Linked DNA regions of Homo sapiens: region 2 is linked to region 1. Evidence: read pairs that join two places in POLR2A ChIA-PET (ENCODE). Cell type or tissue: OCI-LY7. All regions are shown on one strand. Each heading gives the region's core, and the rest is flanking DNA. Links, peaks and the distances in the headings are about the cores only.

What was found. Peaks named below come from ENCODE experiments on the same cell type or tissue, not always from the same donor. Only the 100,000 strongest peaks of a DNase experiment are listed, where the experiment ranks them.
Region 2: POLR2A ChIA-PET joins it to region 1 with 5 read pairs; 3 of 35 experiments call an interaction of 5 or more read pairs at or near these places.

What each region holds. Positions count from the first base shown.
Region 1 is chr11:25,979,668-25,985,271 of GRCh38, reverse strand. No RefSeq gene overlaps it. Among named protein-coding and RNA genes, the nearest start is that of ANO3-AS1, 310 kb to the left of the region's middle. In OCI-LY7, for the core only: CTCF peaks have their summits at 2,874 and 3,083; a DNase peak (open chromatin) is centred at 3,051; H3K4me3 peaks cover 414 bases; H3K27ac peaks cover 650 bases.
Region 2 is chr11:26,172,107-26,177,710 of GRCh38, reverse strand. No RefSeq gene overlaps it. Among named protein-coding and RNA genes, the nearest start is that of ANO3-AS1, 110 kb to the left of the region's middle. In OCI-LY7, for the core only: no CTCF peak of the experiment used is centred there; no DNase peak of the experiment used is centred there.

The sequences.
Region 1 (5,604 bases), core at 452-5,451:
ATAGTATGAGAGCTTTAGGAAATAGATCTGGGCTATCTTATGCCAAAGTGAGTTTCTGAAATTTAGAACTGATGATTTTACTCTCCTTTTCGCTGGTTCCCTCCTGCTTCCTCTCTGAAAATACCGAAAACTCTGAGAATACTTAATCTGTACAACAGTGTTTTACTTTAAGCAAGCTCAAACAATTTTTTCATAATACATTTTCAGTTAATGAAAAATAATGGATGAGCACTATAGGATTGGTCATTAGTAAAATGCAATTCATGAAACTGAGTCAAAAAGAGGAGCAAAGTTTCAGCTTAATTCATTCAGGTAATTTTGAGTGAAGCAGCTTTACAATTCTGTGGACATGCATCCAACCCAAAGTAGAACTGGTTAGATCTATCATTACTTTATTTTATTTTGTTTTATTTATTTTTTGGTGAACCTGAATACATGGGGATTTCCTAATTTCTAGGTTTGAGTGATTTACTGTTAATAAATGCATGCCATTAGTTGAAATAAAAATTAATATTTAATATTTTTCTTGGCACATCACAGAATAATGTAGGACACATTTAAATGGACTTGTTAATGAAATTTCTCATTTTTCAAAAACAATACCAGAAAAGTTCAATTGTTTATGATAAAATTCAATCAATGTAGGTCAATGTGCCCTAGGCATCTTCTTTTATATGTTAGTATTAAAGTTTGATTCGGCTTCTGTTGTGCCTATATTTTTTAATTTTTCAATACTAGCAAAAATATATATAAACTTGGGTTTTAATCCCTCTGTAGGTGTTTTACAAATAATATCAGCAATAATCTGAATAGTGTAAGTGAATGAAGAAAGGCAACCAAACAAAATGTTTCTCTACATACAAGAAGGAACTGCTTAAAAAAAAAAACAGCTAATATTTATTGAGTATATATCATGCACCAGGCCTTGAGTTAGATGCTTTACATCCTCTGTTCCAGTTGGATAAGTGAAAAACAGAGGACCAACCAGTAAAATCACAGAGCCATTAAGCACAGAGCTAGAATCTCAACCAATGTCACTTTGTCTTCAAGTGACATTGGGGACAATGTCCCCAAGCACAATATTCCAAGGCATTATGCTACCCTGATTTGCTCAAATGCCAGTTGACTCACCCAGAACATATGAATTATGTTAGAACAAAGTTCACTAGGAATATAACCACCCAAAAAGAGGAAGAAAAGAGTAGAAGAGACAGTGATGTCATGGCGTCTAGGTCCAGGGAAATGACAACCAGAGAGCGCAGCTTTTGCTATGAGCTCCTTAGAAGTCAGGGCAAGAAGGGAAAGAGAGTACACATAGCCTTTATCACCTGGAGGAGGGAGAAGAGCAGTTTACAGAGTAAATAGGCTCGGTCGCATTTCAGAGTGAAGAGTCAAATAGAGTGATGGACTATAGAGTAGAGCATTCCCTCCAGGGAAGAAAGTCCCTACTGAGGCCTCAGTAGATTCAAGGTATCAGTTCTCAGGCCTGGTTTTGAAGTTCTGCATTGAAAGTCTGAAAACCTGGTGATTTCGTGAATTGACAATGGATTTGAAGTTCATGTTCAGAGAAAGCATGACTGGTCTAATGTGGGGCAAATACACAATTTATGATATTACTGACTGTGATAATCGACTTTAGGTGTCAACATGCCTGGACCATGATGCCAAGCTATTTGGTCAAACAGTATTATGGGTGTTTTTGTGATTGTTTTTTGTTTTTTGGATAAGATTCACATTTAAATCGGTGGATTTTGAGCAAAGCAAATCACCCTCCATAATGTGGGTGGGCCTCATCCAATCAGTTGCAGGCCCGAATTGAACAAAAGGCTGACCACCTCTGAGCAAGAGAAATTCTCCAGCAGATAGCCTTTGGAGCTTCATCTGTAACATGGGCTCTTCTGGTAAGGACCTGCTTTAAGTAAGATCTTTCAGCTGGTAACTCATCAGAGTTAGATAATTATAACAACAGTGATATAATATGCTTGATTGATTGAGCACAGTGACAAAATCACTTCTTTAATTGCTTGCTTTCTGTGCCTCACCTTTCTTAGTACCTTTCTCATGATGTTTTTGTGAACATTCAATAAAAATAATAATTATTCATATGTTAATTCAGAGAAAATATTTTGTTTTATTTCTATCCTAAGTGTCATTCCTATTTTAGACCGGTTTTTGAAGAGTATATTTTGAAACCTGAAAATCGTTCTAAATAAGCAATCTTCAGCCCTTGTCTGAAAAGCAACAAAATATCTTATCTTCCTCTTGAAATGTATCACTTCTCATTTTAGAAAAGTCTATTTAAAAAATGCTGGTTAGATTTACTTTATTCCAGAACATTGTGTAACATAGTATTTTTTTTGAAATTTCTATGGGTTTTTAATTATCATAAGTACTTAATAAATGTTATCAAATAACTATCTCATTAAACATTTTATAGATTCTAAACTGGGAATTTCAGCATGAAGAAAAAATTTTGAACAGCATATAAAGCCATCATGGGTTAGAAATTTTGTAGCTTCTTCATTTTATCACATGTAATTACTCAGAGATAAGCCAGAAAATGCTTAAAAATAATATTTAGGACTATCAGAGCCCCTATACAATTAACGTGATAAAAGCAGAAATGGGATAGGTGAGGTCTAATGAAACCAAATCTCATCACAAAATCAACTGAGAAAGCCATTCCAGTGAGCAGAGACCATTTTATTCCCCCACCTGCAGCCAACAATCTCTTCTCATGGGTGGTCACCCTGATAAAGAATATGTGTTTTTGCAGCAGAGATCCCAATACTTGAAATGCAGTAAATAGTATTTCAGTGCCTAATTTCGAGCCGTTTGTCATAGAGCTGATAATTTCTAGAGTAATTCCCTCCCTCCTTCCTTCCCTCCCTCCCTTCCTTCTTTCCTTTTTTGCTATATTTCTTCCTTCACATATTTAATACATTACATGGAACACTGTTAAAGTCTTTCCAAAACCATAAGGCTGGTAAACAGCTTAAAGATTATCTAGCCCAAAACCGTGTCTTCCTATGAGGCGTATGAGGGTCAATTGACTTGACTGTGGAAACACTGCCACTTTGTGGCTGAAACTGAGAATGTATTTTTTTCACTTAAACATTCCTTTCACCTCATCTGTCCAGCTGTTCTGTGTCGGCACTGGTACAGCTGCGTGAAAAAAAAAAAAATGCTGGCTAGACTTGCAAACATCAAATGACCCTCAACACTGCATAATAGTCCTATTACACTTCACTGATATTGAGACTTTCCTAATCTCTAAAATGACTAGTGCATACCTGTTCATTTTTGTCAAATTTCCACTCCAGCTACCCTATTCTATGACCACCACCGTTTCAACTGACAAACTCCACTTACATTCATTATGGAAATAGAAATGATCATTTATGTACTCTTTCAAGAACGTACACAAAATTCTCCCTATTACTGCCGGTGAATTTTCTTTTCTGTAGGGTCAACCCGTGCATTCCCCAGCTTCTGATCTAGACATGATCCCTTACAATGTCATCAAGAACTTCAATCCTGAAATTATTCTGAATTACCTTAGAATATCATCTCTCCCATTTACTGGTTTATCCCTATCACACTACAAAAATTCTCCCACATAACATTTTAGAAATAAAAAGCTGATATGGTTGGGCCGGGTGAAGTGGCTCATGCCTGTATCCCCAGCACTTTGGGAGGCGGAGGTGGTGGATTGCTTGAGCTCAGGAGTTTGAGACCAGCCTGGGTAACATGGTGAGACCCTGTCTCTACCAAAAATCAAAAAAAAAAAAAAAAAAAAAAAAAAGCTGGGCATGGTGGTGCAGACCTGTGGTCCTGGCTAATTGAGATGCTGTGCTGAGAGGATAATTTGAGCTTGGGAGATGGAGGTTGCAGTGAGCCGAGATTGCACTACCACAGTCTAGCCTGGGCCACAGAGACAGACTCTGTCTCAAAACAAACAGACAAATAAGCGAAAGAAAGAAAGACATCTAGCTAGCTGATATGGTTTGGCTGTGTCCCCAACCAAATCTCGTCTCAAAATGCAATCCAAATTGTAACCCTTACATATTGAGAGAGGGACCTGGCAGAAGGTGATTGGATCATGGGACAGTTTACTCTGTGCTGTTCTTGTGATAGTGAGTGAGTTCTCAAGAGATCTGGTTGTTTGATAAGTGTCTCCTGCTTCCCCCCACCTCCACCCCGCAGCCTTGTGAAGAAGGTACTTTGTTCTCCTTTGTATTCAGCCATGATTGTAAGCTTCCTGAGGCTCCCCAGCCATGTGGAACTGAGTCAATTAAACCTCTTTCCTTTAAAAGTTACCAAGTCTCAGGTAGTATCTTTATAGCAGTGTGAAAACAGACTAATAGAAAAATAATTCAAAAAATAATTTATTTGTTCATGTCCTCTTCAAGTATCACCAGTTTGTCCATTTATCTGCTTCTTTTCATAGCAATATATATACTGTTTCATTTTCCTCTCTATCTCTCCCTTGCAGCCAAATTTTGATACTCCCATCCAGCACAACTCCACAAATTATTATTTTATTAACGTCATTAATAATTTTCATGTGGTCGAATATTAGGTTCACGTCTCTGTTCTTGTTTTTATCAACCACTCAGCAATAGAAAACACAGATGAAACAACCCTTCTTGAGATATTTTCTTGTCTTTGTTTTGTGACATTACATATGCTCGTTTTCTTTCTACTCTGATATTGCAAAAAACTCAAGAGCTGCACTCTGTTATTCTTTATTCTTCCTCTTAAGTGATCCTCTTTAGTATCACAGAGATGATTATGACAGAGGAAACGATGGGCAACTGTGTTAATATTGTGGGGCAGAAAGATTTGCTCCAAGTACTTTTTCTGAAAATTGGCTTATTTCTCCATCAGAGAAGGAATAAGATCTCTTCCAGGATTCAAATCTCCTCAATGTAGAAACACATTCAGAAACTACAGCCATATGCCCACCCCCTTACATATTCAAGTTAAGATGTAAATAGTGAACACATGGCTTACTACACTTTACACGGAGAATGATAGCTTATCAAGGATTAGCGTACGTTTTATCATTTTGATTAGGCCTTCATTTGCATTATTGGCAGTGCTTAGCCAGCTTCAATTTCTGCTCAAACTGAGAAGAAAAAATGATACACTAATGAGTCAAAAACCATAGATATGCATTTCTTCTTTCATGTTATTTCATTCTTGCAAATATAACTGGGCTAGCAGCCTAACCATTGTACATAGTCATTGTATATCATTGGGCTTGAAAAATACAAATTCAATTATGCACACACATAAACACATACACACAGATTCATCATGAACCTCTAGCAATATATACATTAAAATAATAAATTTTAAAAGCTCCCTGACATGCTGACTACCCCAAATGTAATCAATATGTCTACTGTTTCCATTATTTTCTGTCCAAATCAACTATGGCAATCCCAGGAAGAGTTGCCAGATTTAGAAAATAAAAGTACAGAACTTCCAGTTATATTTGAATATCAGATAAATAATGAATAATTTGGGGTCATACTTATACGAAAATGTCGTTCATTGTTTATCTGAATTCAAATGTAAGTAGGAGTCCTGTATTTT
Region 2 (5,604 bases), core at 255-5,254, 190 kb before region 1:
TTTTGGTTCCATATGATTCCATGTGAACTTTAGTATTATTTCTTTCGTAATTTTGTGAAAAATCATGTTGGTGATTTGATAGGGATTGAATTGCATCTGTAGGTTGCTTTGGGCAGTATGGTCATTTTAACAATGTTGATTTTTCCAATCTATGGGCATGGGATGGTTTTTTTGTTGTTGTTCATTTTTGTCGTTGTTCATTTTTGTCATCAAGAATTACTTTCATCAGTGTTTAGTAGATCTCTTTGTAGAGAACTTTCACCTCCATAGTTAAATGTATTCCTAGGTATTTTTGTTTTTGTTGTGGTTATTTGTAAATAGGATTGAGCTATTGATTTGGTTCTCAGCTTGAACATTATTGGTGTATAGAAATGCTACTGACTTATGTACATTGGCCAAAGGAGAAGAGCAGACATTTCTCAAAAGAAGAAATGCAAGCAACTAACAAACACATGAAAAAAATACTCAATGTCACTAGTCATCAGAGAAACACAAATTAAAACCACATTAAGATATCATTTTATACCAGTCAGAATGGCTGTTATTAAAAAGTTAAAAAAAAAACCCAGCAGATGCTGGCATGTATGTGAAAATAAGGACATGCTTCTACACGATTGGTAGGAATGTAAATTAGTTTAACCTGTATGGAAAACAGTGTGGAGATTTCTAAAATAACCAAAAATAAAACCCACCATTCAACCTAGCAATCCCACTACTGGGTGTCTACCCATAGGAAAAGAAATCATTACATAAAAAAGACACTTGCACTCCTATGTTCATCGCACTTCTATATTCACAGTAACAAAGTCATGGAACCAACCTAGGTGTCCATCAGTGGTTGACTGATTAAAGTAATTATGGTATATATACACCGTGGAATACTACACAGCCATAAGAAATGAAATCAAATACTTTGCAGCAAGATGGATGGAGGTAGAGGTCATTATCCTAAGTGAACTAACTCAAAAACAGAACATCAAATACTATATTTTCTCATAAGTGGGAGCTAAACTATAGGTACCTGTGGACATAAAGATGAAAATAATAGACACTGGGAACTTGAAAAGTGGGAAGAGGAAGATGGTTGAAAAGAAATTACCTGTTGGGTACAATGTCCCCTATTTGAGTAATGGGTACACTAGAAACTCAATCCCCACCAGTATGCAATATACCCAGGTAATAGGCAGATGTATTCCCTGAAGCTAAAATAATATTTTTTAAAGGTGGCCTGATTCCTTTTAGTTTTCAGCTTTATGGCTTCCACACATAAACGTTCCTTTAAACATGTAGACTGGCTCCTATGAAAATCAAGGAATTATTTTAAAATTGTCATATATGACTCTTGGTTATTATGTACTATTATCTCCATTTAGACACTGTAAAATGTTAACTACAAATCTTAACATAAAAATGAGTGTCATTACATAAAGTGACACCTCCAAGGGATTGTAATAGAAGAAATTACGTGGTGCAAAGTGCTTCTCTTGTATAACATAACAGTGAGTTTGTAAACTTAATCTCCTTCCACTCCACTGCTTTCATTCAGAAACGCATCCTTTCGTACTAGGATTGTTTTTATTTCCCACTTGGTATCAATCACTGCCCTTATTCTAATTTCATTAATCTGTCATTCAAATTTCTAATTACATAATTTATCTTTGGGAATGGGCAAATTTGTATTTTTAGATGATTTACAAGATGTTTTTAAAAGTTCAAGGAAGAAAATGTTTAAATGTCCATAGTCTCACCTTCCAGAATCAACCACTTTTAATATTTTGACATAAGTGTTTTGAGATTTATTCCAGATTTATAATTTTGAAAAAAAATCAAAGTAATGGTTAATGATTTATTTATATTGGTAATAATAAATGTTACATTAAAAAAAGATCTTCATTAAAAAAAGACCATTCATGACTCATTTTACTTTCTTTACCCAGAACTTTCTAGGTAAAAAGTAGTAGAAGGAGATTATTCAAACCCCATTGCCAGAATAAAGTTTTTATACCCATCCAGGATTCATAGTTTTATGTAGTAGTTCACTGTATTCTCATAGCCTTAAATCCTACATAGAGTCTAAAAACTTGTTGCATTTTTCCATTCCAGAGGACACTTTTATCTAAACAATCCTATCCTACTTCTTTACTCATAAACATTTGGCTCCATTAAAGGCTCTTTAAAAAATAATACATCTGATGCCCTTCTCTACTCATTAAGCAGAGCTGATTCTCTCTCTGTCATACCTGCCCCGTGATTATGCCTCCACTGTAGAACTTGTAACGCTTCTCTCTGTAATTTTGTGTAGCCTCTGTTGTAGGTCTGTGAAGAATTTGAGAGCTGAGGTTGTTTCTTCTTCATTTTTGTAGCTTCTGAATGCAGAATAATACCAGTCCTTAACCTGGGTTCAATAAATTTGTGTTTTAGAGGAAAAGCAGAGAAAATGGTTATTATAGATATGGAGGGATGACAGGAAGGACAGAAAGAGGCTCTAACTTGATTTGTGATTTATGAAAATTTGATAAAATGTCTTAGGTGAACAGTTAAAATAGTGTATACACTGCAAACTGGAAAAGTCATACTAACAGGTGACACCTAATTAAAGCTACTATTGAGTAGCTTTCCTGGCATAAATCATTTGTTTAAGAAATCAGGTTGTGTTTTGAGCACTAGAAAAAAGTTCTGTTTTACAGAATGAGAATTGTTTTCACAGAACATTTTAGAATATAAAAATATCAAATGAAGACGCAGAGGCAAGTCTTTTTATTATAGTTACCTTTTTTTTATTATACTTTAAGTTCTAGGGTGTATGTGCACAATGTGCAGGTTTGTTGCATATGTATACATGTGACATGTTGGTGTGCTACACCGATTAACTCATCATTTACATTAGGTATATCTCCTAATGCTATCCCTCCCCCCTCCCCCCACCCCACGACAGGCCCCAGTGTGTGATGTTTCTCTTCCTGTGTCCATGTGTTCTCATTGTTCAATTCCCACCCATGAGTGAGAACATGAGGTGTTTGTTTTTTTGTCCTTGCGATAGTTTGCTGAGAATGATAGTTTCCAGCTTCATCCATGTCCCTACAAAGGACAAAGGGACATGAACTCATCATTTTTTATGGCCGCATAGTATTCCATGGTGTATATGTGCCATGTTTTCTTAATCCAGTCTATCATTGTTGGACATTTGGGTTGGTTCCAAGTCTTTGCTATTGTGAATAGTGCCACAATAAACATACGTGTGCATGTGTCTTTATAGCAACATGATTTATAATCCTTTGGGTATATACCCAGTAATGGGATGGCTGGGTCAAATGGTATTTCTAGTTCTAGATCCCTGAGGAATAATCACACTGTCTTCCACAATGGTTGAACCAGTTTATAGTCCCACCAACAGTGTAAAAGTGTTCCTATTTCTCTACATCCTCTCCAGCACCTGTTGTTTCCTGACTTTTTAATGATCACCATTCTAACTGGTGGAGATGGTATCTCAGTGTGGTTTTGATTTACATTTCTCTGATGGCTAGTGATGATGAGCATTTTTTCATGTGTCTTTTGGCTGCATAAATGTCTTCTTTTGAGAAGTGTCTGTTCATATCCTTTGCCCATTTTTGATGGGGTTGTTTGTTTTTTCTTGTAAGTTTGTTTGAGTTCTTTGTAGATTCTAGATATTGGACTTTTGTCAGATGAGTGGATTGCAAAAATTTTCTCCCATTCTTTAGGTTGCCTGTTCACTCTGATGATAGTTTCTTTTGCTGTGCAAAAGCTCTTCAGTTTAATTAGATCCCATTTGTCAATTTTGGCTTTTGTTGCCATTGCTTTTGGTGTTTTAGACATGAAGTCCTTGTCCATGCCTGTGTCCTGAGTGGTATTGCCTAGGTTTTCTTCTAGGGTTTTTATGGTTTTAGGTCCAACATTTAAGTCTTTAATCCATCTTGAATTAATTTTTATATGAGGTGTAAGGAAGGGATCCAGTTTCAGCTTTCTACATATGGGTAGCCAGTTTTCCCAGCACCATTTATTAAATAGGGAATCCTTTCCCCATTTCTTGTTTTTGTCAGGTTTGTCAAAGATCAGATAGTTGTAGATGTGTGGTATTATTTCTGAGGGCTCTGTTCTGTTCCATTGGTCTATACCTCTGTTTTGGTAACAATACCATGCTGTTTTGGTTACTATAGCCTTGCAGTGTAGTTTGAAGTCAGGTAGCATGATGCCTCCAGCTTTGTTCTTTTGGCTCAGGATTGACTTGGCAATGCGGGCTCTTTTTTGGTTCCATATGAACTTTAAAGTAGTTTTTTTCCAATTCTGTGAAGAAAGTCATTGGTAACTTGATAGGGATGGCATTGAATCTAAAAATTACCTTGGGCAGTATGGCCATTTTCACGATATTGATTCTTCCTACCCATGAGCATGGAATGTTCTTCCACTTGTTTGTGCCCTCTTTTATTTCATTGAGCAGTGGTTTGTAGTTCTCCTTGAAGAGGTCCTTCACATCCCTTGTAAGTTGGATTCCTAGGTATTTTATTCTCTTTGAAGCAATTGTGAATAGGAGTTCACTCATGATTTGGTTCTCTGTCTGTTATTGGTGTATAAGAATGCTTGTGATTTTTGCACATTTATTTTGTATCCTGAGACTTTGCTGAAGTTGCTTATCAGTTAAAGGAGATTTTGGGCTGAGACAATGGGGTTTTCTAAACATACAATCATATCATCTGCAAAGAAGGACAATTTGACTTCCTCTTTTCCTAATTGAATACTGTTTATTTCTTTCTCCTGACTGATTGCCCTGGCCAGAACTTCCAACACTATGTTGAATAGGAGTGGTGAGAGAGGGCATCCCTGTCTTATGCCAGTTTTCAAAGGGAATGCTTCCAGTTTTTGCCCATTCAGTATGATATTGGCTATGGGTTTGTCATAAATAGCTCTTATTATTTTGAGATACTTTCCATCAATACCTAATTTAATGAGAGTTTTTAGCATGAAGGGCTGTTGAATTTTGTCAAAGGCCTTTTCTGCATCTATTGAGATAATCATGTGGTTTTTGTCTTTGGTTCTATTTATATGCTGGATTACCTTTCTTGATTTGTGTATGTTGAACCAGCCTTGCATCCCAGGGATGAAGTCCACTTGATCATGGTGGATAAGCTTTTTGATGTGCTGCTAGATTCGGTTTGCCAGTATTTTATTGAGGATTTTTGCATCAATGTTCTTCAGGGATATTGGTCTAAAATTCTCTTTTTTGGTTGTGTCTCTGCCAGGCTTTGGTATCAGGATTATGCTGGCCTTATAAAATGAGTTAAGGAGGATTCCCTCTTTTTCTATTGATTGGAATAGTTTCAGAAGGAATGGTACCAGCTCCTCCTTGTACTTCTGGTAGAATTCAGCTGTGAATCCGTCTGGTCCTGGACTTTTTTTGGTTGTTAAGGTATTCATTATTGCCTCAATTTCAGAGCCTGTTATTGGTCTATTCAGAGATTCAACTTCTTCCTGGTTTAGCCTTGGGAGGGTGTATGTGTCCAGGAATTTAACCATTTCTTCTAGATTTTCTAGTTTATTTGCATAGAGGTGTTTACAGTATTATCTGATGGTAGTTTGTATTTCTGTGTG